Linked DNA regions of Homo sapiens: region 1 is linked to region 2. A link is an interaction called in ENCODE POLR2A ChIA-PET data of the cell type or tissue named here. Cell type or tissue: endothelial cell of umbilical vein. All regions are shown on one strand. Links, peaks and the distances in the headings refer to the core of each region. The heading gives the core; the rest is flanking DNA.

What was found. ChIA-PET counts read pairs that join two places held together with the same protein. Peaks named below come from ENCODE experiments on the same cell type or tissue, not always from the same donor. Only the 100,000 strongest peaks of a DNase experiment are listed, where the experiment ranks them.
Region 1: POLR2A ChIA-PET joins it to region 2 with 10 read pairs; 2 of 35 experiments call an interaction of 5 or more read pairs at or near these places.

What each region holds. Positions count from the first base shown.
Region 1 is chr17:16,338,422-16,351,789 of GRCh38, forward strand. It overlaps CENPV (centromere protein V), which reads right to left. Exons shown (of 5, transcript NM_181716.3): 2 at 11,510-11,608; 3 at 10,195-10,264; 4 at 6,176-6,290; 5 at 4,116-4,520. The coding sequence ends at 4,396. Among named protein-coding and RNA genes, the nearest start is that of CENPV, 8.4 kb to the right of the region's middle. In endothelial cell of umbilical vein, for the core only: no CTCF peak of the experiment used is centred there; a DNase peak (open chromatin) is centred at 4,780.
Region 2 is chr17:16,973,090-16,987,740 of GRCh38, forward strand. LOC284191 (a long non-coding RNA gene) reads right to left here and starts at 8,264. Exons shown (of 3, transcript NR_148948.1): 1 at 8,212-8,264; 2 at 7,112-7,627; 3 at 2,910-4,541. RefSeq lists enhancers at 701-750, 2,799-2,928, 7,848-8,097, 8,108-8,157, 8,178-8,387 and 7 more. In endothelial cell of umbilical vein, for the core only: no CTCF peak of the experiment used is centred there; no DNase peak of the experiment used is centred there; H3K27me3 peaks cover 625 bases.

The DNA.
Region 1 (13,368 bases), core at 17-8,016, 640 kb before region 2:
AGAATAGCTAAATAAACTACACCCACACTATGCTGTTCTATGCAACAGTTAATAATGAGGATATGTATATTGATATGAAAAGATCAAGATGTAATTAAATAAAGAAATGCAACCGAATGCAGTGGCTCCCACCTATAATCCCAGCACTTAGGGAGGCCAAGGCAGGAGGCTCACTTGAGGCCAGGAGTTTGAGAGCAGCCTGGGCAACATAGCATGACCCCATCTCTACAAAAAATTTTAAAAAATTAGCCAGGGGGTGGCACACACCTGTAGGCTGTGGTAGGACTGCTTGAAGTAAGGAGTTCAAGGTTACAGTGAGCTGTGATCACATATCCCTAAAAAAAATAATTTTTTTTTTAAGACGGAGTCTTGCTCTGTCACCCAGGCTGTAGTGCAATGGTGCGATCACAGCTCACTGCAGCCTCAACTTCCCGGGCTCAGGTGATCCTCCCACCTCAGCCTCCTGAGTAACTGGGACTACAGGTGAGCACCAACACACCCAGCTAATTTTTTTTACTTTTTATTTACTTATTTATTTATTTATTTATTTATTTTTTGAGACGGAGTCTTGCTGTCACCCAGGCTGGATTGCAATGGCACACAATCTTGACTTACTGCAACCACCGCTTCCCAGGTTCAAGCAATTCTCTTGCCTCAGCCTCCTTAGTAGCTGGGATTAAAGGTGTACACAACCATGCCCGGCTAATTTTTGTATTTTTAGTAGAGATGGGGTTTCGCCACGTTGGCCAGGCTGGGCTCAGACTCCTGATCTCAGGTGATCCACCTGCCTTGGCCTCCCAAAGTGCTGGGATTACAGGCATGAGCTACCGCGCCCAGCCTGATTTTTTGTATTTTTAGTAGAGACAGGGTTTTGCCATGTTCTCCCAAAGTACCGGAATTACAGGTGTGAGCCACCGTGCTTGGCCCCTGTATAATTTTAAAATTAAAAAAAATTAAAAATACCTGGAGTTCTGGCCTCGAAAATCCCATCCTTGTGCGTGCTGCTTCCAGTCTTGAAGAGTGAACCTGGCCATCAGTGATTCTGAAGAGACAGTGACCACATAGAACCCAGCACAGCAAACTGAGAAACTGCCATTTTTATTGTATTTTATTGTTTCCTGTAGAGATGGGGGGGTCTCACTACATTGCCCAGTCTGGTCTTGAACTCTAGGGCTTAAGCAATCCTCCTGCCTCAGCCTTCCATAGTGCTGTATTACAGGTGTGAGCCACCATGCCTGGCCTGGCCATCTGTATTTTTTTTGTTTGTTTGTTTTTTGTTTTTGAGACAGAGTCTCACTCTGTCTTCCAGGCTGGAGTGCAGTGGCATCATCTCAGCTTACTGCAACCTCTGCCTCCTGGGCTCAAGCCATTCTCCTGCCTCAGCCTCCTGAGTAGCTGGGATTACAGATGCCCAACACCACGCCCAGCTAATTTTTGTATTTTTAGTAGAGACGAGGTTTCACCATGTTGGCCAGGCTGGTCTTGAACTCCTGACCTCAGGTGATCCACCGGTCTTGGCCTCCCAGAGTGCTGGGATTACAGGTGTGAGCCACCACACTCGGCATTTTTTTTTAATTTTTTTTTTTTTTCCTCAGAGACCTTTGTTCTGAGATCTTTATTCCCTCTCCCTGTTCTTTTTCCTTGTCTAGTCTACCTCACAAATCATTTCATGAGTAATTTCCCTAAAGCAAAGAGCAAATATTTATTAAGCATTTGCCATTATTTGTACTCAGTATTTGGTAATGGCAGGAATGTTTGAGGAAAGCTAATATGTTAGTAATATGGAGCAATGTGAAGTTAAGAAGAGAGGGAGATGGCAACCAATCAGAAGACTATATGAGGCCAGGCTTTATTCATCCTGTTCAGAGGTGGTCACAGCTTCCCAATGCCTGCAAAATAAAGGCCAAATTCCTGAGCCTAATATCCAAGACCATCCAGTCTATCCTCAACATACCTTTCTGATATCTTCATTACTTCTTCCCATTAAAAGCCTCCAATTCAGCCAATTTTTTTTTTTTTTTTTTTTTTTTGAGATGGGGTCTTGCTGTGTCTCCCAGGGTGGAATGCATGACACCATCATAGCTCACTGCAGTCTCAAAACTCCTGGGCTCATGTGGCCCTCAGCTTCCTAAGTAGCTGCAACTACAGGTGTGCACCACCACATGCAGCTTCAGCCTGGCTTTTGCATGTGTGCGTACCTGTTCAGTTACTTCTCCTGTCTCCTTAAACCTTGCTTCCTTTATTGATTGATTGATTGAATGATTGATTGAGACGGAGTTTTGCTCTTGTTGCCCAGGCTGGAGTGCAATGGCACGAACTCGGCTCACTGCAACCTCTGCCTCCCGGGTTCAAGCAATTCTGCCTCAGCCTCCCGAGTAGCTGGGATTACAGGCGCCCGCCACCATGCCCAACTAATTTTTGTATTTTTAGTAGAGACAGGGTTTCACCACATTGGCCAGGCTGGTCTTGAACTCCAGATCTCAGGCCATCCACCAGCCTCGGCCTCCCAAAGTGCTGGGATTACAGGCGTGAGACACCATGCCCAGCTGAAATCTTGCTTCCTTTAAAAATAGGATCAAAGTTGTTGTTTCATGGGTACAGAGTTTCAGTTTTGCAAGGTGAAGAGTTCTGGAGATGGATGGCAATGATGGCTACACAACAATGTGAATGTACTTAACACTGCTGAATTGTACACTTAAAAATGGTTAAGGCCAAGTGCAGTGGCTCATGCCTGTAATCACAACACTTTGAGAGGCCGAGGCAGGAGGACTGCTTGAGCCCAGGAGTTTGAGACCAGCCGGGGCAACATGGAGTGACCTTGTCTTTACAAAAAATATTAGCCGGATGTGGTGGCACACACCTGTAGTCCCAGCTACTCCAGAAGCTAAGAGGGGGGAGATCTCAAGTCTAAGTCAAGGTTACAGTGAGCCATGTTCATGTATTGCACTGCAGCCTAGGTGACCGAGCAAGACAGTCTCAAAATAACTAAAGAGAGAGATTCTGTCTCTAAATAAATTAACAGTTTATGGTAAATTTTATGTGTATTTTACAACTGAAAAAGAAATTAGAAGCTGATTTAACTTTTTAAAGATAGACTCAAATCGTACTCTCCTCAAGGCTTCCCTGAGTTCTCTCCTTTGAACTCTTAGAGCTCTTATTATCTTTACAGCTCACATGGATTGTAACCATTCACAATTTTTTTTTTTTTTTTTTTTTTTGAGACAGAGTCTTTTTCTGTCAGCCAGGCTGGAGTGCAGTGGCGCAATCTTGGCTCACTGCAACCTCTGCCTCCTGGATTCAAGCAATTATCCTGCCTCAGCCTCCTGAGTAGCTGGGATTACAGGCGCCCGCCACCACGCCTGGCTAATTTTTGCATTTTTAGTAGAAACAGGGTTTCACCATGTTGGCCAGGCTGGTCTCAAACACCTGATCTCAGGTGATCCACCTGCCTTGGCCTCCCAAAGTGCTGGAATTACAGGCGTGAGCCACAGTGCCCAGCCTTTTTTTTTTTTTTTGTAGATGGAGTCTCGCTCCATCACCCAGGCTGGAGTGCAGTGGTGCAATCTCCACTCACTGCAACCTCTGCCTCCTGGGTTCAAGTGATTCTCCTGCCTCAGCTTCACAAGTAGCTGGGACTACAGGCACATGCCACCATGCCCAGCTAATTTTTGTAATTTTAGTAGAGACGGGGTCTCAACACATTGGCCAGGCTGGTCTTGAACTCCTGACCTCAAGTAATCCACCCGCCTCAGCCTCCCAAAGTGCTGGGATTACAGGTGTGAGCCACCATGCCCTGCCACAATCTTCCATTTTTAATAATTGTTTATCTTATGTCTTCTTTCCAATTTAGCTACACATTTTTTTCTTTTTTCTTATTTTTTTTTTGAGACAGTCTCATTCTGCCACCCAGGCTGGAGTGCAGTAGCACGAACACAGCTCACTGCAGCCACAACCTCCTGGGCTCGATCAACCCTCCGGAGTAGCTGGAACTACAGGCTTAAGCCACAATGCCTGGTGGCAAACATCTTGATAGTGCTGAGTATATATCTGCTATTAATCGACTGGCCTCAGAAGCAAATCACAGTACAAAAGAAATGATAAACCAAAGTGACTGCTTTAATGTTAAAAATATTTATTTTTTTTCCTAAAAGATCACACAAAAGTTGGGAAGAGAAGGATGTCAATTAGACTACATCAAAATCTGGGCAGAGGGAGGACAAAGAGCTGCCTAAAGAAACTGGTAGCTGGAGCAAACTGCAGAGATCAAGATGACCCTAGTCAACGGAACCAGCAGCCCAGGTCAGCCACATTCAGGAGCACCACCGAGGCACGGCAGGGAGAGCAAAGTTGCTGGCCCCAATCATTCCTCCTTTTCAGGGCAGGAGAGGCAGAAGCTCACTCTTTAGACATGTTCTTGATGGTCTTGTGCTCTTTCATGGCCTTCTCCCAATCGCTGCCATTGAATTCCTCAGTGACCATACTCCGCACAGTGCCCTCATCCAGGCAGTGGGGGGCAATTCCTACGAGAAAGTGGCACAGACAAAGGGGGATCCTCAGTATGGGTGAGACCAGATGGTGTACCGGCTCCTGGATAAGCCCCCACCTGCAGGCATCATCACGCTACACATTAGGGCTTCCAAAGGATATGCCACAGCTTATGGCTTCAGTGATGAGACCCACAGGCTGCCAGCTGGCTCGGAAAGCACTGGCTCCAGCCTACCGCTTCAGCCCTCTGACTCACTTTCCTCAACTGCCAGATGGGAATCACACTCCCTGAGCCAGGTTTGGCCAAGGCTAGACAACATTCAATACCAAGTTGAGAGTACAACATGCAGAAAGGCACAGCCCAGAGCAATCTCTGACTGGCAGCCTGAAGAATTCACAGGCCTTTCCTGTGTTTAGATAGATAACTTTCTTTCCTTTTTTTTCAGATGGAGTTTAGCTCTTGTTGCCCAGGCTGGAGTACAATGGCGTGATCTTGACTCACTGCAACCTCTGCCTTACGGGTTCAAGTGATTCTCCTGCCTCAGCCTCCCAAGTAGCTGGGAATACAGGCGTGCGCCACCAAGCCTGGCTAATTTTGCATTTTTAGTAAAGATGGGGTTTCTCCATGTTGGTTAGGCTGGTCTCGAACTCCCGACCTCAGGTGAGCCACCATGCCTGGCCTCAGATAGATAACTTTCTAAGAATTAAATGTCTTCCCATTTGCACAGGATTTCATACTTTTCAACTCTTTCCTGTTCTGCAAGGTAGACAGGAAGGAGTCTCCATGTGACAGATGAGGAACAGGAGGCCCTGAAGCAATGGGGGAGCGGTAAGGATGACATCCTGCCCTGCCCTGCCTCCCCCACCTCCCCTGTCCGCTCCCCACCACCATAAGGCAAAAGACACTGACAGTCATAGCTGCTCTCGCAGCTCTGGAGGCTGCACTGACACAACAAGAGTCCTCAGAACATCTTCCACCTCTGCTTTCCCCTTCAATTCACACTATAGTTGGTATGATTCTCAACAACTGTCAGAGGGTTAGTTTTATTACTCCCCAGACCCAAGCAGGCCCTGAAGCGGGGCTTGGAGGGTTCCCTGCTTGTTTATTATTTTTTAAAAAGAACAGAGATACGGTTTTGCTATGTTTCCCAGGCTGGTCTCAAACTCCTGAGCTCAAGAAATCCTCCCACCTTGGCCTCCCAAAGTGCTGGGATACAGGTGTGAGCCACCGCAGCCAGCCAGTCCTGCCTAATTTTTGAACAACCAAAAAGCTTTCAAATGCCATTATCAATGCTCCCCAATCTTGCCTCCTTCACTCCCTTAACCCCTGTCATTATTAAAGCTGCCTCCCCTGGCCCCACAAGCCCATCTCCTCACCCCTCTCCTCCCTACCCTTCAACACCATCCCCAGCAACACCAGCTCTACCAGCACCAGTGAATAAGAATCACAACCTGGATGGGCTCCAAGTCCAACTTCACCACATTCAGATATGGGATTCAGAAAAGTTTCACCGGAGCCCGACTCACATTCTATCATGTGGAAAGCGCTCTGCTGAGGAGCCCTGTTCCTCTAAGATACGCATGTGACAGGGTCTAGTCAGCATCCCACCTGTCCAAATAAGACTTTAAATGAGAGCACCATGGGCCTCTCTGTGTCCCCCTGAGCTTGCAGTCCATCCCCTTTACTCACCGAAGCCTCCGGGGTTTGATCGTGGAGTATAGAAGCTCTGAACGCCACATCTCTTACAGAAGGTATGCTGGGCTTTGTGAGTATTGAACGTGTAAGTCGTTATGTGCTCAGCTCCCTAGGTGAAAACAGACAAACGGTATTCTTTTTTACAAAGAGATTTATTTATTTAATTTATTTATTTATTTATTTATTGAGACAGAGTCTCCCACTGTCTCTCAGGCTGGAGTGCAGTGGCGCAATCTTGGCTCACTGCAACCTCCACCTGCATGGGTTCAAGAGATTTTCCTGCCTCAGCCTCCCAAGTAGCTGGGATTATAGGCGCGTGCCCCCATGCCCAGCTAATTTTTTGTATTTTTAGTACAGACAGGGTTTCACCATGTTGGCCAGGTTGGTCTCGAACTCCTGACCTCATGATTCACCCACCTTGGCCTCCCAAAGTGCTGGGATTACAGGTGTGAGCCACTGCGCCTGGCCCCAAAGACATTTATTTTTATGTCACTTAAAAAATACACCTTTGTAGCCGGGTGTGGTGGCAGGCGCCTGTAGTCCCAGCTACTCGGGAGGCTGAGGCAGGAGAATGGCATGAACCTGGAAGGCCGAGCTTGCAGTGAGCCGAGATCATGCCACGGCACTCCAGCCTGGGCAACAGAGCGAGACTCCGTCTCAAAAAAAAAAAAAAAAAAAACACCTTTGGCCAGGCATGGTGGCTCATGCCTGTAATCCCAACACTTTGAGGCCGAGGCAGGCGGATTGCTTGAGCCCAGGAGTTCAAGACCAACCTGGGCAACATGGCAAAACCCTGTTTCTACAAAAAAATATAAAAATTAGCCAGGTGCAGTGGCACACATCTGTAGTCCCAGCTACCTGGGAGGCTGAGGTAGGAGCATCAGTTGAGCCTGGGGAAGTAGAGGCTGCAGTGGGCTGAGATCGCACCATTAAAAAAAAAAATCTTGAAATAACTTAATGGCAGGAGCTCTTCTGTAGGGCTCTTTGTACTAAGAGGCCATTTCCTATCTCCAGAAGAGACTGGGACCTTCTTGAGGACAGAGACCCATCTACACTATCCAGAGACATGTCAGTCTGGAGCGTGACAGCTCACAGCTTCCCTTAGGTCAACGGCATACAGAATTCAGCCTTGAGCCTTCCCTGATACATCACATCAGGGAGGGAAAGTGCTTGCTTCCCAGGGCCTATGTGGAGAGACAGTTCACCCAAGGGACTGGCTCTCCATGTCCCCAAACAGAACGGCTCAAGGTCTTAAGAAAACTGATGGCTGTGCTTAATTTATCCACAAAGGACAAACCAGGAAAAAAATATTTGCCAGACGTCATAGACAGGCTAATTTCCTTAATGGATAATACAAACGGGAGACTGGACAAAGGACATGAACGGACAGTTCAGATAGAAAGAAAAATAAATCACTCTTTAGCCTATGAAATGCTCACCAAAGGAACTTCAATGAGATGTATTTCACTGTCAGGTGGGCAAAATCAAAGCCGTTAACATGGTATTGACAAGTATGTAGAGAAATATGTGCTCACATATATCAGTCACAGGAACAGGAATTGGTACAATTTAGCAACATCTACCAAAATTTTAAAGTGTACATATGCTTTAGCACACAATTCCATTTCTTGAAATTTATTATACAGATATATTCCAAATGTCTCAATGACATAGGTATATAGATACTATAGCACTGTTTATGAAGGCTAAAGATTGGAAAAATTGAAAATGTCCCTCAATAGAGGACCGGTTAGGCATTATGGACACTCATAAAATGAAATATTCTCCAACTTTTGAGAAGAATGAGACAGCTCTACAAAACTAACATGGAACAATTGCCAAAGTTACAAAGTAAAGCAAGGTATAGGCCAGGCGCAGTGGCTCACGCCTGTAATCCCAGCACTTTGGGAGGCCAAGGTGGGCAGATCACTTGAGGTCAGGAGTTCAAGACCAGCCTGGCCAACATGGTGAAACCCTGTCTGTACTAAAAATGTAAAAATTAGCCAGATGTGGTGGCGGGCACCTGTAGTCCCAGCTACTCAGGAGGCTGAAGCAGGAGAATCACTTGAGCCTGGGAGGCGGAGGTTACAGTGAGCCGAGATCACACCACTGCACTCCAGCCTGGGCAACAGAGTGAGACTGTCTCAAAAAAAAAGTTAAGCAAGGTATAAAACAACGTACGTGGTATGCTACCATTTCTTTTTTTTTTTTTAAGGCTATATACTGGTATGTGTGGTGTTTTTGTTTTGTTTTGTTTTGTTTTTTTGAGACAAGATCTCACTCTGTTATCCAGGCTGGAGTGCAGTGGTATGACGACAGCTTACTGCAGCCTTGACCTCCCAGGATCAAGTGATTCTCCCACCTCAGCCTCCCGAGTACCTGGGACTATAGGCATGCAACACCACACCTAGCCGATTTTTTATTTTTTGTAGACATGGGGGTCTCGCTATGTTGTCCAGGCTGGTGTTGAACTCCTGGGCTCAAGTGATCTGCCTGCCTTGGCCTTCCAAAGTGCTGGGACTACAGGCATGAGCTACTGTGCCTGGCCTGTATGTGCTTTTATATGCATATGTATCTTTGAAGAGGGATCCAAGAAACAGTGGCTTACCTTTAGGGAGAGAAATCAGACAGCTGAAGGGGAAGGGGTGGAGGTTTCTTATCCTTGTTAACCCTCTTTACGCTTCCCCAGCCATACCGTCCAGAATTGTGCTTCCTATAGAAATAGCTCCCTGAGGAGCCTTGCTCACTCCATAGCCACTGCAGCACAGAAAAGCAGCGAAGGACTGCCAAGTGGTCCCAAGCCATCCAGCATTATCTGGATGGAATTAAAGCCCCGCCCAACCCCACATTACCCATAATGTGCTAAAAGTCTTTTTTAAAAAATCTGTATTCTTTAACCTGGAGATTTTCTTTCTCTCTTTTTTTTTAACTGCTCCTTGTAGAGCAGGGTGTAGGAAGTGTGCCCAGAATAGCCAGAGAACTTATTTCTAAGAGAATTGATCCTAAAGAAGAAATTTCTAAATTGTCAAAAATGTATACCAAGGAGGTTCACCAGTGTTGTTGATAATCAGAAAAAAACGGGACTCAACTGCAATGATGCAGAGACAGTGATGGGGTAAGTAGACCAGGAAATCGGCTGTGGGGAAGAGGGAGACTGGGGCATGGGGACAGTAGGGAAAGATTTTTCACTGTGTATATACACATTTTCTTCTACCTTTCAAATTTTGTACCAAGTACAAAAAATTCCCCAAAATAATAAAATTAAAGTTACAAATAAGTATATAAGCTTTTCATTGGGAAATGAGATAAGCAGTTTATCAACAAAAAGAATGGTAAAATTCTACTTAATAAACATAAGACAATAGGTTTAGATGTATTTCTCAGAGTAGAAAATAATACACAAAGACAGACACCAAAATATTAACAGTGGTTACCTTTAGTTGACAGGATTTGGGTGATTTTATTGTTTTTTGATTCTCTGAATTTGAAAATGTTTCCACAATACCAAATAGGCCTCCAAAAAATAAAGGTAAAAAATAACACAACCTTTTATTTTTTATTTTCATTTTTTTTGAGATGGAGTTTCACTCGTCACCCAGGCTGGAGTGCAATGGTGTGATCTCGGCTCACTGCAACCTCCACCTCCCAGGTTCAAGTGATTCTCCTGCCTTGGCCTCCCAAGTAGCTGGGATTACAGGCATGCACTACAACGCCCAGCTAATTTTTGTATTTTTAGTAGAGATAGGGTTTCACCATGTTGGCCAGGCTGGTCCTCAACTCCTGACTTCAGGTGATCCATCCATCTTGGCCTCCCAAAGTGCTGGGATTACAGGCGTGAGCCACTGTGCCGGGCCCACCTTTTAAATGTCAACCTGAAACCAAAGCCCGTGAGAGGCCCTGCTATGCTCCAGGCCCCTCCCATGCTACAGACGGCATGCTAACAGTTGGGTGGGGGGTCCTGTAAATCTCACCAATGGGTTCTGCACTCCTTGACCCTGCTCTTAAGCACTGACCTTCAGGAGCTTGAAGCGAGAAGCTGGAACAATGAAGTGTCTATTCTGCTTCTTCTTGCAAATGCTGCAACTACAGAAAGACAGAGCAAATTCCAGATTGTGAGCAGCCACCTGCATCCTCTATGCCTGAGCGGCCCAGCCATGAGAGCCAGCCGACCCCACAGATGATGCCCCTTTCAGCACCATCCAGGGCCGAGGAGCTGGGGCAAAGGCCTGGATAGCAGTGCCTCTGGTTTGCAGGTACAGCAGAGCCCAGGGGGGTCCCAAGTCAGCAGTCGAGGTTCTGCAATGCTCAGAACACAGGACCAACAGACAGGTCTGTACTGCCCACCCCTCAGTTCTTTACAGTGAAGAGAAGCGCTGGACTTCAGAGACACTTAGGAAACAAATTTCAGACACTGCTACAACCTGATGTCTCTGAGACATCCACACCAAAAATGGACAAGGAAGTTTAGGTTTCCCTCTTTCTTCATCACCACGTCACAAGAAGTCCAGCTCCAAGTAAAACACGTCCCCAGAATTACCATCTCTGGAATTAAACTGAAGTCCCCTCTTTTCAGGCCACCTTTGAAAAAGTTCTAATTTAGCACAGAATCCTCTCACAAGTTATTCCACAGTGCTTCTTTTCCAATCTGGACTCTATTGTTAGTAGCCTGGTCAGTTCTCCATTTGAGTAATTCCATCGTATGTGCTTATTATTCATATATAATTCCGGTACCTAGGGGCAAAAAGGACTGGATGCTGTTAAATAATTAGCTGCATGCCAACTTTGGGTCCCAAAGCCAGAGCCTGTCGTCCCTGCTCCATCATAACGCCGGGGAAGGTGGTACAAATCAGGCCCTCCACAGCCAGCAGTGCCATCTGCCTCAACCGAAGAGCAGAGCGAGAGTGGAGGGCCTGGGGAGCCTCCAGGTGTATACACCCTTTACTAACATACCCTCCAACTCTCCCCAACTCTAGACTTCTATGAAGATTCTGCCCAAGGCTTTCCACTCAGTACCCAGCCAGGCACACCTGCAGCTAACCGCCCCCGGCTCCTCAGCAGTGTCAGTCTGAGGGTGATGCTGCCACAAGCCACAAGCCCTGAGGACCCTGCTCTGTGTCACCTGGGCCATGCTGTTGAAGCTCTGTGATGAGCCATATAAAAGGAACAAAAATAGAACAATGAACCTTTCTGTCCCCATCACCTGACTTCAACAGTTACCAGCCCAAGGCCAATGTTTCCTCTGTACCCCAACTCCCCAGATTATTTTGAAATATTGCATTTTAACTCTGAAATTCTTTTAAGCCAATTTAGGGAAAAAAAAATACTCACTTGCAGTCAAATATATGCAAGTCTGCTGAGGCCCAAACTTCAAAACGAACTGCTCCACAGTGGCAGCCTCCTGTGTGCTTCACCAGGCCCTGGTATTCACTAAATGAAACAAAAATCAGAAAGATAATAATTTCTGAATAGCTGCCTCCTGCTCTCTTTTTGTTGCTGAAAGAAAGACAGAAGATTAGACAAAAGTCTTTTCTACATGACAACCAGATGCATTTCTGCTTTTAAGGAGGCACTGTCAATTTCCTAAGTGAAGAATGGTTTCAGCACCTTCTTTGTCCATGAGCTCTCTTTTCACCAATTTCTTAAATTATATTAAGTTGCAAAATAAAACATTCCAAACATTTCGAAAATGTGAGGGATCCTAACCCACCACCAGACATTTTTATTTATATGTCAAATACTAAATTTTTTTTTTTTTTTTTGAGATGGAGTCTCAGTCTATTGCCCAGGCTGGAGTACGGTGGCACGATCTTGGCTCACTGCAACCTCTGCCACCTGGGTTGAAGCAATTCTCCAGCCTTAGCCTCCCAAGTAGCTGGGATTACAGGCGCCTGCCACCGCGCCCTGCTAATTTTGTATTTTTAGTAGAGATAGGGCTTCACCATCTTGGCCAAGCTGGTCTTGAACTCCTGACCTTGTGATCCACCCACGGGGACTCCCAAAGTGCTGGGATTACAGGCGTGAGCCACTGCTCCGGGCCTCAAATACTAAATATTTTTATGAGCTAGGCACGAAGGAGAGAACACTAAACAAGATACAGCAGACACGATTGCTACCCTTACCGACCTTAACAATTTACTCAAATAATAATTAATTATGATTGTGATAAAGGAGGTACAGGCTGCTATGAAAAATAAGACTGTGTACTCAATCAAGTCCAGAGGTCCAGAAGAGCCTTTTGAGAAACTTAATAAAGGCTCTTATATTTTTGCTCTATTTCTTTCCAGTATTCTTCATACACATGCGTTTTACATAGTTGTAATACACATTACATAGAATTTTTTTTTTTTGAGAGGGAGTTTCATTCTTGTTGCCCAGGCTGGAGTGCAGTGACGCGATTTCAGCCCACCGCAACCTCCACCTCCAGGGTTCAAATGATTCTCCTGCCTCAGCCTCCCGAGTAGCTGGGATTACAGGCGCCCACCACCACACCCAGCTAATTTTGTATTTTTAGTAGAGACGGGGTTTCTCCATGTTGGTCAGGCAGTCTCAAACTCCCCACCTCAGGTGATCCACCCGCCTCGGCCTCCCAAAGTGCTGGGATTACAGGCATGAGCCACCTCACCCAGCCTACATACAATTTTAACCCTTTAAAGCTTATATATAAGCCAAACTCAGAAATGAACATTAAGATCTGATAAATGTCTTAAAATCGCTTTCCAAAAGGATTGAACACCCTTACCCGATAAATAAATGAGAAAACATTTCACTGTACAGTCTCAGGCAATAATTATAGGAAAAATAGCTCACTGCAGTTTTAATTTGCATGATTAAGACTGATCATTTTTTCATGTTTCTTTACGTTTATGTATTTTAATTTTTTCTGCACACATAATGCTTATTGTAAAAACTCCAAACTTCACACTATTTGAGAGTGCTCAAAGTGAAAGCCTCCTGTAATCTTTACACCCAGAGGGATCTACAGTTAATTATTTGTTATATATTCCCCCAAACTTTTTTCTACACAATATTTTAACGAAAATGGTACAGTTATACACACTTTTTGAATATAATTTAGTAGACTTTATAAGTACAAAGTCATGGCAATCTAGTGGGAGAAAAACAGCTTTTTTATGTCAATATTTTAAAACTTTTTCTTGACCATTTATCAGTTTGTCTTAAAATAAAAA
Region 2 (14,651 bases), core at 723-8,722:
CACAGTTACATTCTTAGAGCAGGTTCTTGGCACACAGTAAGTCCTCAATAAAGGCCGTGGAGGAGGAACATTACAGCCCGTATTGCACTGCATGGCGACTGCACTCCTGTGTCTTCCCCATCGTCTGAAACCTCCCAGGGGATGGGAGGCCCAGCAACAGCCAAAGGCGGAGTGAGAGGAACGTAAAAGCCAAAGAAAGCCCATGGGCCCTTAGGAAGAAACTGAAGGACGAGGAGGACATGGAGAGGTGGAGAGGAAGGAGGGAGGCTGCAGGAAGCAGCTGGAGCAGGGTGATGGTGCACAGAGCAGGAGAGGAGATGCAGACGGTCAGCAAACACAGGAAAATGTCCAGTCTCCCAAAAATCAGAAAAACAACTGAACAATGAAAAACTAACTTTCAGCCATCAGGTTGCAAAGTTTTAAAGTTGGTAACATCAAGGGCAGGGGGGTGATCTACAGAAGCATGAACTCAGGGCCCACTGGAGGGAGGGAGCTGGCAGCAGCGTTCTGGAGAGTAACCAGCCAGGGTCAGTTAAATGCACAACACACACCTAACCCACCCCCCAGAAATTCTCCTCCTCCGTGAGCCTCCTCATGACAGCGAGAAACGGGAAACAATGTAAATGTCCATGCAGCAGAGGATGCCTGAATAAGCAGGGTGCACAGGCCAGAGCCAGGAATCTATTGCACAGTTAAAAGAATGAGAAATCTCGAAGCTTTCAGGACAGACGCTGAGTAAATAAAAGTAGCTTATAGCATGAGCCTTACAGCATGATGCCTTTTAGTAAAACAAAACCAAAAGCAAACAACATGCACACACACACACACACAGTACAGCGCTGTGTTGTCTGTGATCACGCACACATGACTGTGAAGCATAAGAAGTCTGCAAAGACATGCATGACGAAACTGGCTCTCGCCGGGTGGGGCAAGAGGGAACCAGGACTGGGGGTGACCGTCAAAGGGGACTTTAGCCCTATTTGTAGGGCTAAACATTTTACATTTAGGGCTTTTACATTTGTAGGGGTTTTACATTTAATTACTTGTTTACATTTAATTACTTGTGTCAATGAACAGTGACAAAACCATAGCTGGGCTCTGGCAGTGGATTTCTAAGAGAGAGGTAAGAAAGAGATCCCATTGCCAGGAACTTTCTGCCTGTTGAAATGGGCAAGCCCAAAGTCACTACAGGATGCCCTCACTGAGTCCCCCCTCACCTCCTGTTTGCATACCCCCAGGGTCAGGGCTCTCACCACCTCACGGAGCAGCTGGCTCCCTGGGGGGTAGCTCTGATGGTTAGAAAGCTCAGCTCTAGCCTGGGCAACATAGCGACCCTGTCTCTATAATTTTTTTTTTTTTGAGACCGAGTCTCACTCTGTTGCCCAGGCTGGAGTGTGGTGGCGTGATCTCAGCTCACTACAACCTCCACCTCCTGGGTTCAAGCGATTCTCGTGCCTCAGCCTCCTGAGTAGCTGGGACTAGAGGAGTGAGCCACCACTCCCGGCTAATTTTTGTATTTTTATTGGAGACAGGGTTTCACCATGTTGTCCAGGCTGGTCTCGAACTCCTGACCTCAAGTGATCTACCCGTCTTGGCCTCCCAAAGTGCTGGGATTACAGGCGTTAGCCACTGCACCCAGCCTAATTTTTTTTTTAATTAGCTGGGTGTGGTGGTGTGCACCCGTAGTCCTAGCAACTTGGGAGGCTGGAGGATTGCAACACTGGGCTGGAGCTCAGGAGTTCAAGGCTACAGTGAGCTATGATCACACCACTGCACTCCAGCCTGGGCTACAGAATGAGAACCTGTCGCAAAAAAAGGAGGAGGAGGAAGAAGAAGGAGAAGGAGAAAGAGGAGAAGGAAGGAGAAGAAGGAAAGACAGCAAGTTCAGCTTTGTCCAGTGAGCAGACTGTGCTTCCAGACTGTGCTTCCATGGGACTGAATGCTGCTCTCTGCAGCCACACACATTGTCCTGGAGTTTTAAAGCCAATACCTGTTATGCCTGAAATGAAAAACAAACAAAATCCAGCCTGATTTGGGGAGTGGCTGAGAATTGAATGACAGAGTTCCCTAATGTCTTACTGCCAATCACAGCTTGTTAATGCTTTTGCTCAAATGCAGTTTACAGAGAATGGATTTAATTTGCTTTCTATTTTCTTTAATTAGATGGTGTAATTTACAGACAGTGAAATGCACCCTTTTAAAATGGGAAGTTCAGTAAGTGTTCTCATACATGCACACCCAGGCAACCACAACTCAGATCACAACTCAGAGCATGCACAGCCCCCAGAAGGTCCCTCACTGCCCCTTCCAGCCAGCACACCCCACTCCATCCCCAAGAGAGTCACAATTCTGACTCCTGCCACCACAGATTCATTTTGCTTGTTCCCCAAACTTTGTATAAATGGAAACATACAAATGGGATCGTTTCATGAAACACAAAAATAGATTCCCCCTCTGCACTGGCTCCCCCAGAAGATTGAACAGGTGCTGGAGGTTTCTAAAGCTCATTCTGAGACCAGCCTTTTTTTGAGCTGTCTCCCAAGAGGATGCGGGATTCTAATTTTAAGCTCCACAGCCAAGGTGACAGAAGAGATTTAGAACCCAGAGTAGAGATAACTCATATACCTTAAGGTTTTGGACCTGGTTCATTTATATATGTATAATTAGCGAGTTAAAATGCACACATAGTAAAGAAAAAAATTCAAGCAGTAAAAGAATATGGCGGAAGTAAATTTCTCTCCTGTCTGGTTATCCTAGGCCCATGATGTCCCTACTCAAAGGCGGCAACCCTTAGTGGACCTTGTTCATACAGCCTCCCAGCAAAGCCTAGGCATTTCTGAGCATGTGCGTGTCGCTAGAGGATATATTTCACCTCTCCCTCCCCCTCCATACCTTTTTTTTTTTTTTTTAACACAACTGCTGGCTTATACAGATCAAGGTTGCTGTTTAGCATGCCACCTTTTCCATTTAGTATAGCCTGCCGGACAGTTCTTAGCTTTTGAAATGAACTCCTACAGTGATCATTGGGAGTAACAACAGGGAAAACTTAGGGCACTGTTCTAAACACGTAACATCTGCTCATTTAATTCACATTTTACCGTCTTTGTCACCTTGAGGGGCATGAGCTCCTTAAGTTAAATTGTTTGAAGAAAGGCAACACTGGCCTGTTGATCAATATTTCCCAGGGAGATGGTTCCACTCTGCACTAGCATGTCCGTGGTATTTTGGCCCTAAAGACCCACATCCCTGCAGGTGCTGTGGTCTCTTTGAGCTCCCTCATGTCTGCCACCTACTCCTGGTCCCTTGAGGCCCTGCTGTTGAACCTCCTCTGAGACAGTTCTGGGTGTAAAACAAAAGGAAGAGTCTCCAAAAGAGGACATTTCTTAGACATGCAGCGAAAGCCCTCATTTTCATTATTGCCATTTACATAGATGACTCAGATGTGCTGAATTTCCTGTTGCTAATGTAGCTGTACATTTGTGCTAATTTCTCAGAAATGCTAGATACCATTATTTTAGCAAAACTCACTTTGAAAAAGCAAAGAGCAGGGTTTAAAATAATAATAATAAGGGTCCCCAGTGTTCTGTGGGAAGATCTAGTTTCTCTACTTTAAAATGTTTCCCTCCTAACTTTTTATTATGAAAACTTCAAAACTTCAAGAAAGTTAAAATTATAATGAAGACTCAGGGACCCTCCACCAAGATTCAGTAGCTCTTCACCTTGGTGTCTGCATGGCTCCATCCATCTCTGTCTCTTCCTGCCTGCCTTCTGGCTGAGACCCTGAAGGCAATTTGCAGACATCCCGACACTGCAGTCCTAAGTGTGTCCACAAGGCACCTCCTAAGAAAATGGACATTCTCTCACATAGACTGTCATGATCACATCTAAGAAAGTCAATCATAGTTCAATAAGACCATCTGACATCTAGTCCACATTTAAATGGCCCTGGTGCTTATAAGACATTTTCCATGGCTGCATCTTTTGAATCGGTATCCCTCTGGGGGTCACATATTACATCCGGTCATTGTATCTGTGTAGTCCTTTTTTGGCTAGAGCAGTCCCTTCCCTTTTGCTCTTTTTCTTCTCTTTTATCTTTTTTTCCTTTGTTTGGTGTGTTTGACGTTGACTTTGTGAAGAGACTTGGCCGTGGTCTTGTGAAATGTCCCATGGCTGATCTCTCGGGCTGTATCCTCCTGGTGTTGGTTCACGTGTTCCTCCAACCTCTGAGAGCTCCTGGAGGTGCATGATGTTGGCTTTCTCCCCCCACGGTGATGCTGTCAGATCCCTTGTTAAGATGGTGACACCAGCTGTTCCCCTGTGGAGGCACACTGTCCCTTTTGCAATTAGTGTCCCTTGTGGGCAATGCCTTGTGAGCATCCTGGTTCCCAACAGAAAGGACGACCCTTCTGTTGATCATTTTAGCATCTTTGGCCAAAACCAATATTCCACTTGCAAGGTGGTAACTTTCGATACCTTTTAGATTCCTTCTACATTTTTTAGCTGGTGTTTTTCTGTAAATAGAGCTTTCTTGTTATTTTCCCCTTTGAAAAAAAATACAGAAAATAACCATGAAAAATATAACCAACATCCATATTTTCACCACTGAGAATTTGTGTTAAAATTTTGGCATATTCACCTTCAAGTTTTTCTTATAAGAAGGAAAACATGACAGTGAAATCTCCGAAATCCCCCAACTCCCTATTCTACTTCCTACCCTACACTCACCATCATAAATGTGGCTCTATCTTCCAGGCCCCTTTTTATACTTTTATGAGTACAGTACAGAATGTTTTAGCTATGAAAAATACAGTATATAGCATTATTTTGCGTGTTATTTTTAAACATTTTATATAAATAGCATTCTAAATCTATCATTATGTCCCTTTCTTTTCTCACCCAACACCTTTGAGATCAGCTCATATGGATGCTCATATAATGAGCTCATTCCCGTTTAGCTGCTCTATGGGATTCCACACATTCTTTTCCGTTCCTCCTCTACTGAAGAACACGTGGACTGTTTTTGATTCCTCGCTGTTAGGAGCCACGCTACAGTGGGCAGACCTGTGCGTGCCTTTGTGCAGATGTATGAGCATCTCTCTGAGTTGTGGCCAGCTTCACTAGATATTGCCCAAATGACCACACTAATTAATATTCTCTCCCACCAGCAGCCACATGTGGCTGGCTCCTCCCTCATATCTTCATCCACATGGGATAGTATCAGACTATTACATTTTTGCCAAACTAATAGGTGAGAAATGGTATTTGTTGCTTTAATTTGTATTTCCCGATTTCTAGCAAGGCAGTGCACAGATGTTTCTCGGCCACTGTGAAGGGGTGTTTCCATGAGACACATGGGGTATGCTCTGCTCTGTGGATCTGAGCTGCTAGTGAATCCTCGGTCTCTCCTCTAGAGAGAGTGCCTCCTAGGCACTAACAATCAGGTGGCTATCACAAAGGGAATGAAATTATTCTCAATTGTCATTGTCCTTATATTTGTATGAATAATATTGCTTGTCGCCTAGTACTTATCACCCGGCTTTCTATGAGCCAGGCTTTATTACTTTAACCACTTTACTTGATCCTCTCAGAAATTTATTTATATTTACTTATGTGTTTATTTTGAGATAGGGTCTCACTCTGCCACCCAGGCTGGAGAGCACTGGCACAATCACAGCTCACTGCAGCCTCAACCTCCTGGGCTCAAACAATCCTCCCACCTCAGCCTTCTGAGTAGCTGGGATGACAGGTGCGAACCACCATGCCTGCCTAACTTTTAAATTATTTTTTAGTAAAGACACAGTCTCAATTGTTGCTGAGGCTAATTTCGAACTCCTGTGCTCAAGTGATCCTCCCAGCTCGGCCTCCCAAAGTGCTGGGATTACATTCGTGAGCCACCATGCCAGGCCTAGGAATAGATTTATTATTTCCATTTTGCTGAAAAGGAGACAGAGGGTCAGAGTGGAACAGTGACTTGCCTAAGGTCATAGAGCTGGTAAGCGATCTGCTTCCAGAGCCCAAACCCTTCCCTCTGTATAGTATTGCTCCTTCACACTCCTCCCAGATGCCCAGATAGTTCCCAGCAAGAATAAAAGATGGTTTCACACTGAAAGAAGAAGATTGGTTCTGGTTTTCTTGTCTCCTTCCCTGGTTCCCATGGCTATGAGCAGAGAAGTTGTTCGTTAACCAAAAATTACAGCCTTGCAAATAGCTCCTAGCCCATTTGCCCAGGTTTCTGGGTAGAAGACAAGCAGAGCAGGCAGTTATAGTACAGCCGGCCCTTCATAGCTGCAGTTTCTGCCTCCACAGATTCAACTAACCACTAACCACAAGTAGAAAATAGAAATAATGGCCAGGCACAGTGGCTCATGCCTGTAAACTCAGCACTTTGGGAGGCTGAGGCGGGTGGACTGCTTGAGGTCAGGAGTTCAAGACCAGCCTGGTCAACATGGTGAAACCCTTTCTCTACTAAAAATACAAAAATTAGCCAGATGTGGTGGCAGACGCCTATAATCTCAGCTACTTGGGAGGCTGAGTCACGAGAACTGCTTGAACCCAGGAGGCAGAGGTTGCAGTGAGCAGAGATTACGTCATTGCACCCCAGCCTGGGTGACAGAGCAAGACTCCATCTCAAAAAAAAAAAAAAATAGATAAAAAATAGAAAATAATGCAAATGAAAACAATATAGTATAACCATTTATATAGCATTTACATTGTATTAGGTGTTATAAGTAATCTAGAGATTATTTAAACTCTATGGGAGGATGTGCATAGCTTATATGCAAATACTACACATTTTATATCAGAGACTTGAGCATCTGCATATTTCGGTATTCTTAAGGACCTGGACCAGATCGCCTGTGGATACTGAGGGACAACTGTGCTTCTTTCTCACTCCAGGTCAGAAAGGAAGGGTGGGTTGGTAAACTCTTAATCTGTTCAAGTTTTTGGATTGGTTGTAGCCAGGGTGGGTGATCTGGGTGGGCAATGGAGCCACAGAACTGAACGTTCAAGAAACTTTTAGATCCTAAGTTGGGAAAAAGGAATCTCTCTCTCTCACTCGTTTTAGTTAAAGTCCTCTGTTGTACATGTGGTATTGGGCAGAGATACGTACAGGCTTCTGCAGCGTCATCAGAACTCCAGAGGAGAGGTGGCTTCCAGGCGGGTGAGCCTTCAGGACTTCAGGTCCAGTCTGCCCATTTATAAATAGGAAAGCAGAGGCATTGAAACCTCTAGGTCCTAGGCTGCTTGAAGGCATCAAAGTGCCTGACTGGTCCTCGGAGCCTGGCAAAGTATTCAGCTTACAACATACATTTCATGAATATTTGTTGAATGAATAAATAAACGGACAAGAAGGCCAGACGTGGTGGCTCACGCCTGTAATCCCAGCACTTTGGGAGGCCGAGGCGCGCGGATCACTTGAGGTCAGGAGTTCGAGACGAGCCTGGCCAGCATAGTGAAACCCCGTCTCTACTAAAGATACAAAAATTAGCTGAGCTTGGTGGCAGGCACCTGTAGTCCCAGCTACTCGGGAGGCTGAGGCGGGAGAATTGCTTGAACCTGGGAGGCGGAGGTTGCCGTGACATGAGATCATACCGTTGCACTCCAGCCTGGGCGACAAGAGCGAAATCTGTCTCAAAAAAATAAAAAATAAAAAGGTAAATGGACAAGAAAGTTGGAATCTTAAAACAAATGCACAAAACCCCCAAGCTTTTGATTCCTTTGGGTTCTGCTGGGTGGAGGGGACCTATTTGAGGAAGGAGAATCAATGAACCGGGTCCTTCGTGAGAAGATGTGGCCAGGTCCTGCCGTGAGGCCCTGGGTGACTCAGTGAGCACTCCCTGTCCACAGCTCAGCGACTCACAGATGTCCCCAGGGAGAAGTACAGAAGCTGAGAGTCTGGACGAGGCCCCAGGCTGCCTGGCCCCTGCCTTCCTGCTCTCCTCTCCCACCTCTCCCGCTTAACTCCGCTGCAGCCACAGCCGTCTTGGTCTTCAGACAAGCCAGGCCCATTCTCCGCTCGGCCGCCTTGCCCCTGCTGCTGCCCTGCCAGGAGTGCTCAGCCTGTGGCTCTCTGAAGGACTGAGTCCTGGTTCCAACAGCACCTCCTCAAAGAGGACTTCCTAGATACCCTGGCCAGAGTCCCCACCCTGGCCACTCCCTACCACTCCCATCTGGTTTATTTCCTGAGCACTTGCTCCTGCTTGGACTGACCTGGCACGTCCCTGTGCTCGCTGGTGGGCTATCTGCTTCCCTCATCCGAAAGTGACTATGCCTCCGGCATCTGAGGCTGCACCTGGCATGTGGCAGGCACTCAACAGACAGATGGTGCAAGAACGAGAGAAAAAGAGGCCGGGGCTGAGCGTCATGCTGACGCCTCTGGAAACCTTTATCTCTGAGCAGTGGGGAGCCCCAGCTGGAAAAGGCCGCACGGCTCATGGTGAAGGTGACGACGATGATGCATGTGTGTGCACGGCAGGTGTTAGGCTGACAATAAGTGGCCACAGTTAGCTGAACATCTACTATGTGCCAGATATGAACTTGATTTTTAAATCACTCTATCCTCAGAATAAGGCAAATGCTGCCACGACCCCCTTCTCACAGACGAGAGAGTCAAAGCCCAGAGAGACTGAGCTTTTTGCATCCAGTCTGGGATGTGGGGAGCTGAGATGTGCTCCCACAAATACCTGACCCCAAAGCCCAGGCTCTTTCTAGTGGGCAATGAACAGCTGAGGCTGTTACCAACTTTCTTCAGGCCCTGAATGGCAGCCCAACTTCCCGCTGACCCTGTTGTTCTTCTTTCTGCCCAGGGACTCCCTACCCTCTCAGAGCAGAAGACAGGCCCAGAAACAGAATGTCCACTCACTCAGTCCATAAACATTTATTAAGCACCTACAACGTGCAGGGGTGCGGGGATGCAGCAGGGCTTAAGTCAAAGCTCAAGCACTGGTGGAGCTCACAGGTGGAGCTGCTGAGGGCATAACAAAGAAGTAGGCAAAGGAGTGGGCAGCAGATACTGGTCTGAACTGGGACAGTCAGGGGACAGGACCAGGAGAGCTGGGGCTGGGGACCTGGGTCGGGGGAGTCAGGCAGCCTCTCTGCGGAGGAGAAGCCAGCTTGCAGCAACCCGGGTGAGGGGCTGCCCAGCAGTCAGTGCACTTAGGAGAGAGTGGACTTAGTACACTAGTGGAGAAGAAATGAAGGCCAGTGTGGTGGGGGTGGGGAACAAGGTGGAAACAGTTACTGAGCTAATGAAATATCATCTCGGGCTCCCCCACATGTAATCACAGCTATTTCAAAGTCTGGCACAGCGAAGCCCCTCCAGAAATGTCTGCAATGAATGGAATTGGATCAGGTCAGTGTCCCGCTTGACAAAAACAAAAAGCAATGTCTGGTGCAGCCTGTCTCACAGAAAAATTTCCTTCAGGGAGGAGGATGAAGGTGAACCTCCTGGTTTTAGCAAACCAAAACAATATATTCAGATGGAATAAGGCAGATTAGCAATTCTCAGGTTGCAGGTTGCAGAGGCAGAATTTAAACGTTTTGGGTAAAAAACAAAAACCCACTTAAGATCGTATTTTTTTTCCTTTTTTTTTCTTTTTGAGATGGAGTCTCCTTCTGTCACCCGTTCTGGAGTGCAGTGGCGTGGACTGCAACCTCTGCTCCTGGGTTCCAGCGATTCTCCTGCCTCAGCCTCCTGAGTAGCTGGGATTATAGGTACCTGACATAATGTCCAACCAATTTTTTTTTGTATTTTTAGTAGAGATGGGGTTTCACCCTGTTGGCCAGGCTGGTCTCAAACTCTTGACCTCAAGTGATCTATGGCCTTGGCATCCCAAAGTGCTGGGATTACTGAGCCCCTGCACCTGGCCCCACTTAAGACCTTCTATGTTGCAGGATTTGAGGTTAATCTCCCATTACTATTGAAGGCTTATCTATTTTTCCCTTTTTGCAGATAAATGAGGAGTTGTCTCTGGTACAGGAACTAAACCAGCTCTGGGATCCCTAATGGCTGGGCTGGCCTGGTTGCTTCAGCTCTGGATTCAAACTGGCCAAGGATACAGGAGCCCAGGGGTGAGAATGGTAAGATCCTGCTTCCAGCTGCCTGCCAGAACCATTGACTTAAATGTGTATAATAACAGGAGCTAACATTTAATCATCCTAATAAAGCTATGAGGTGAGTACAAGTATGGCCCCACCCAGAGATGAGGAAAATGTAGCTCAGAGAGAATAAATTACCTACTAAATGTAAGACATCCCAAACCGCTTCCTTCCCCAGTCTTTCCCATTTCACTAAATGACACCACCCCTTACTGTACTAAATTGCTCAAACAGAAATCTGGGGATGACCCTTGATTCTTTCCTTGCCTCACCCCCACATCTTACCCATCACCAATTTATCTGTTCTATCTTCCAAAACACAGGACATCCTCAATGTGGCTATTTCTCTTCCATTCCCCCTGCTATCACCATCACTGTACCCACCATCAGCTCTCTGCTGAGCCACTAACTGGCCTACTACTACCACCCATTCTCCTCCAGCAGTGGCGGGTGATCTTTTTAAAACATAAGTCAGATGCCATGTCAGCCCTCAGTGAAAACTCTCTAATGCCTTCTCATTGCCTTTATTTTTTTCTCCGTCTAGTTGTAAGATTTTCCCTTTGTCTTTCATTTCCTGTAATGTTACATTGTACCTAGGGGTGATTTTCTTTCTATGTATGCTGCTAAGTGTTCACAGTCCTTCTCAAACCCATGGCTCGATGTCTTTCGTTTACTTGCAAATATTCCACACATAATCACAGCTATTTCAAAGTCTGTGTCTAGTAACCCCGCTATCTGGATCCCCTTGGACCTGTTTTGGTTGTTTGTTTGTGTTTTTCCCCCTGAATTGTGGTCAGGTCTTGTATTATTGTAAGGATAGACATTAAATAGGAAAAATGGTAGAGATAATTTATGTCATCTTCCTGTTTACTTTTGCTTCTTCTCAGGGATTATACCTGGATCTCTGACCTTTGGGCTTCCTACTTCCCTGGTGCCATGTTTCTGCCCTCTGCCTCTCCTGATATGATTATTAATTTTATATGTCAACTCAGCTAGGCCACAGTACTGGTATTTGGTTAAATACCAGTTTAGATATCCCAGTGAAGGTATTTTTTAGACGAGTTTAACATTTAAATCAGTCAACTTTAAGAAGAGCAGATTGGGGTGGGTGCGGTGGCTCGTGCCTGTAATCCCAGCAATTTGGGAGGCCTAGATGGGTGAATCACCTGAGGTCGGGAGTTCGAGACCAGCCTGACCAACATGGAGAAACCCATCTCTACTAAAATCACAAAATAAGCCGGGCGTGGTGGCACATGCCTGTAATCCCAGCTACTCAGGAGGCTGAGGCAGGAGAATTGCTTGAACCTGGGAGGCGGAGGTTGTGGTGAGCCGAGATCACATCATTGCACTCCAGCCTGGGCAACAAGAGCGAAACTCCATCTCAAAAAAAAAAAAAAAGAAAAGAAAAGAAAAGCAGATTGCCCCGAAATGTGGGTGGATCTCATCCAGCCATTAAAAGGTTTTACAAGAAAAGGCCTATGGTTCCCCCGGGGAAGAGGGAATTTTGTCTCCAGAACACTTTCAGGCTTGAGCTGCGATATCAGCTCTTTCCTGGGTGGCCAGCCTGATGGTCTGTCCTGCAGATTTCAGATCCACAAGCCCCACAGTCACCTGAGCCAATTCCTCTCTCTCTCTCTCTATCACACACACATGCACACACACACACAACTGGTTCTGTTTCTCAGGAGAACCCTAATACACTTGGCCTGTGTTCAGTGACAGCACCCAAATCCCTATCTGCAGTCTGGGCCTCCTGGGCTTCAGAACTGAGGATCCATTGGCCTCCTCTGTGTCTCCTCTAGGATTCCTAGCGGGCATCTCAGTCTTAGCACAGCTTCACCAAAGTAAGCGTCTACTTCAGCTCCACGACCTGCTGTGTCTCAGCCATCCTGGTCTCAGAGGCTGGCATCCATTCTTCTGGTGGCCCAGGCCCTGCTGTGGTCTGAATGTGTCCCCCAAAATTCATGTGTTGGAAACCTAAACCCCAATGCAACAGTGTTAGGAGGTGTGGTCTTTGGGGAGGTGTCAGGTCAGGAGGGCTCCACCCTCAGGAATGGATTAATGCTGCTATAAAGAGGCTTGTGGGAATGGGCTCTCCATTCTCCTGCTCTTCCACCATGTGAGGGCTCAGTTCATCCCTTTTTGTCTTTCCACCTTCTGTCATGTGAGGATCCAGCAAGATGGTCCACACCAAATGTTGGCACCTTGATCTTGGACTTCCAGCCTTTAGAACAGTAAGAAATAGATTCCTATTCTATGTAAATTACCCAATCTCGGGAATTCTGTTACAGCAGCACAAAATGGACCAAGGCAAATATTGGTACCCAGAATGTGGCTGCTGTAACAAACGCCTAAAAACGTGAAAGCAGCTTTGGAACTGAGTAATGGGCAGAGGCTGGGACAGGATGGAAGTGCATGCCAGGAAGAGCCTGTATTGCCATGAACAGCCCATTGAGGGTGATCCTAGTGAGGGCTCAGAAGAGGACAGCTGTAGGGAAAGCTGGAATCTCCTTAGAGATTACTTGAGTGTTCATGAAGAGAATGCTGGTAGAAATATGGACAGTACAGGCCATTCTGATGAGGTCTCAGATGGAAATGAGGAACAGGGTATTAAAAACAGGAGGGAAAGTGATACTTGTTCCAGAGTGGAAAAGAACTGGGCTGAATTATGTCCATGTGCTAGGACTTCATGGAAGGCAGAACTTAAGAGTGATGAACTATGACTAGGCACAGTGGCTCATGCCTGTAATCCTAGCACTTTGGGAGGCCATGACAGGAGGATCATTTGAGGCTAGGAGTTCAAGGCCAACCTGGGCAACATAAGAAGACCCTGTCTCTACAAAATTTTTAAAAAATTAGCAGGCATGGTGGCATATGTCTGTAGACCCAGCTACTCAGGAGGCTGAGGCAGGAGGATCACTTGAACACAAGGGTTCAAGGCTATAGTGAGCTATGATCGTGCCACTGCACTCCAGCCTGGGTGACAGAGTGAGACCCTGTATCAAAAAAACAAAAAAAAAATTGAAAAATTAATGAACTAGATATGTGGCAGAAAAAACCTCTAAGCAGCAAAGTGTGCAGGATGCTGTACATCCTCTCTTAGCTGCTCATAGTAAAATGCGAGAGGACAAATGATTTAAAGACGGAATGTATAACCACAAGCGAAGCAGAACACAAAGATTTGGAAAATTCTCAGCCTGGCCGCATAAAGAATAAAAAGGTGTGTTAAGGAGAAAATACCAAGGGTATGGCCAAGAGCCCATGTGATAAGGAGATGAGTATGGCTAGAAAGAAGCCAGGTGCTGTTCATCAAGACAGTGGGAGAAAGACTCTGAAGGGATTTGAGAGATCTGGATGACTCATCTCATCATAAGCCCAGGGCCCTTGGAGCTTGAGGGCAGAATGATTTGGGGGGATGGGCCAGGGGCTGGCTGCCTTGGGTCTCTACTCCTTGTGTTTTGGCACGATGCTCCTTGGCCACCCCAGCTGTGGCTCAAATGGGCCCAGGTGTGGCTTGGGCTGCTGCTCCAAAGGGTGCAAGCTGTGAGCCTTGGCAGCATGCATGTGTTGCTAATTCTGCAGGCACACAGAGTGCAAGAGCTTTGGGGGTATGGCTGCCTCCCCTTGAATTCAAAGAATGCCACAGAGGGATAGCCCCCATTAGGGCAATGCCCACCAGAATTGTGAGGTTGGGTCTAAAACTAAGACAGGCCCTAAGTACCCGGAGTCATCCTTGACTTCTCTTTCTCTCCCTGTCTCCTTCCCTTCCACCAATCCATTAGCAAACACTGTTGGCTTTACGTTCAAAATATGACCAAAATCATCTGAGCACTTACCACCTTCAGGCCTGCTTCAAGCCACCCCCTACCAGCCCCTTCTCAGAGGCCCCCCCACCCCCAGGTGCCATGTACTCTGTTAGCACCTGAGCCACAGCTGAGCCCTCCACTGCCCAGGAACCTCTGCCACTCCCCAGCTGCTCTGACTAAACACTGGATCTTTATAATGGCCCTGGGCCTTGAACCTGGGCCTTCTCTCCCTGAGCCCTCTGCCACTCTCCCCTGCTCACACCAGGCCAATGCTGACAACTTCCCCTCTGTGCTGTTCCGCTGCCTGGAATGCTCTCTGCCCAGATGTGTGCTTGGGTGACTGCTTGCCTCCCAGGAAGCTTGCCCAAATCTTGCCTCCTCAGTTAGGACAGCCCCGGCCATTCATCTCAAAGGCAAGGGGCACAGAGTATGGGCTCAGTACACGTATGGGGGAGGAGGGAGGGAGGGAGGTGGAGAGGGAGGAGGAGGAAGGGAGGAATGCACAGGCCATTTCATTCCAGCGAGAACAGGTCACAAGGCACACCCAAAAGCAACCCGGGTGGTACAAAACTAAAGATGACCGAAGGCCACCATGAACAGGCGGGAGAGGGCAGCTCTGTTCATCACCCCTGGGGCAGATGTGGAGACTCCAGATGTGTCACATCTGGACAGCCCCTTCTCTGCCCCTTCCTACCCCCTGCCCCGCCCATCCACCAGGGGTTCAAGACAATACAGGAGACAGTTGTC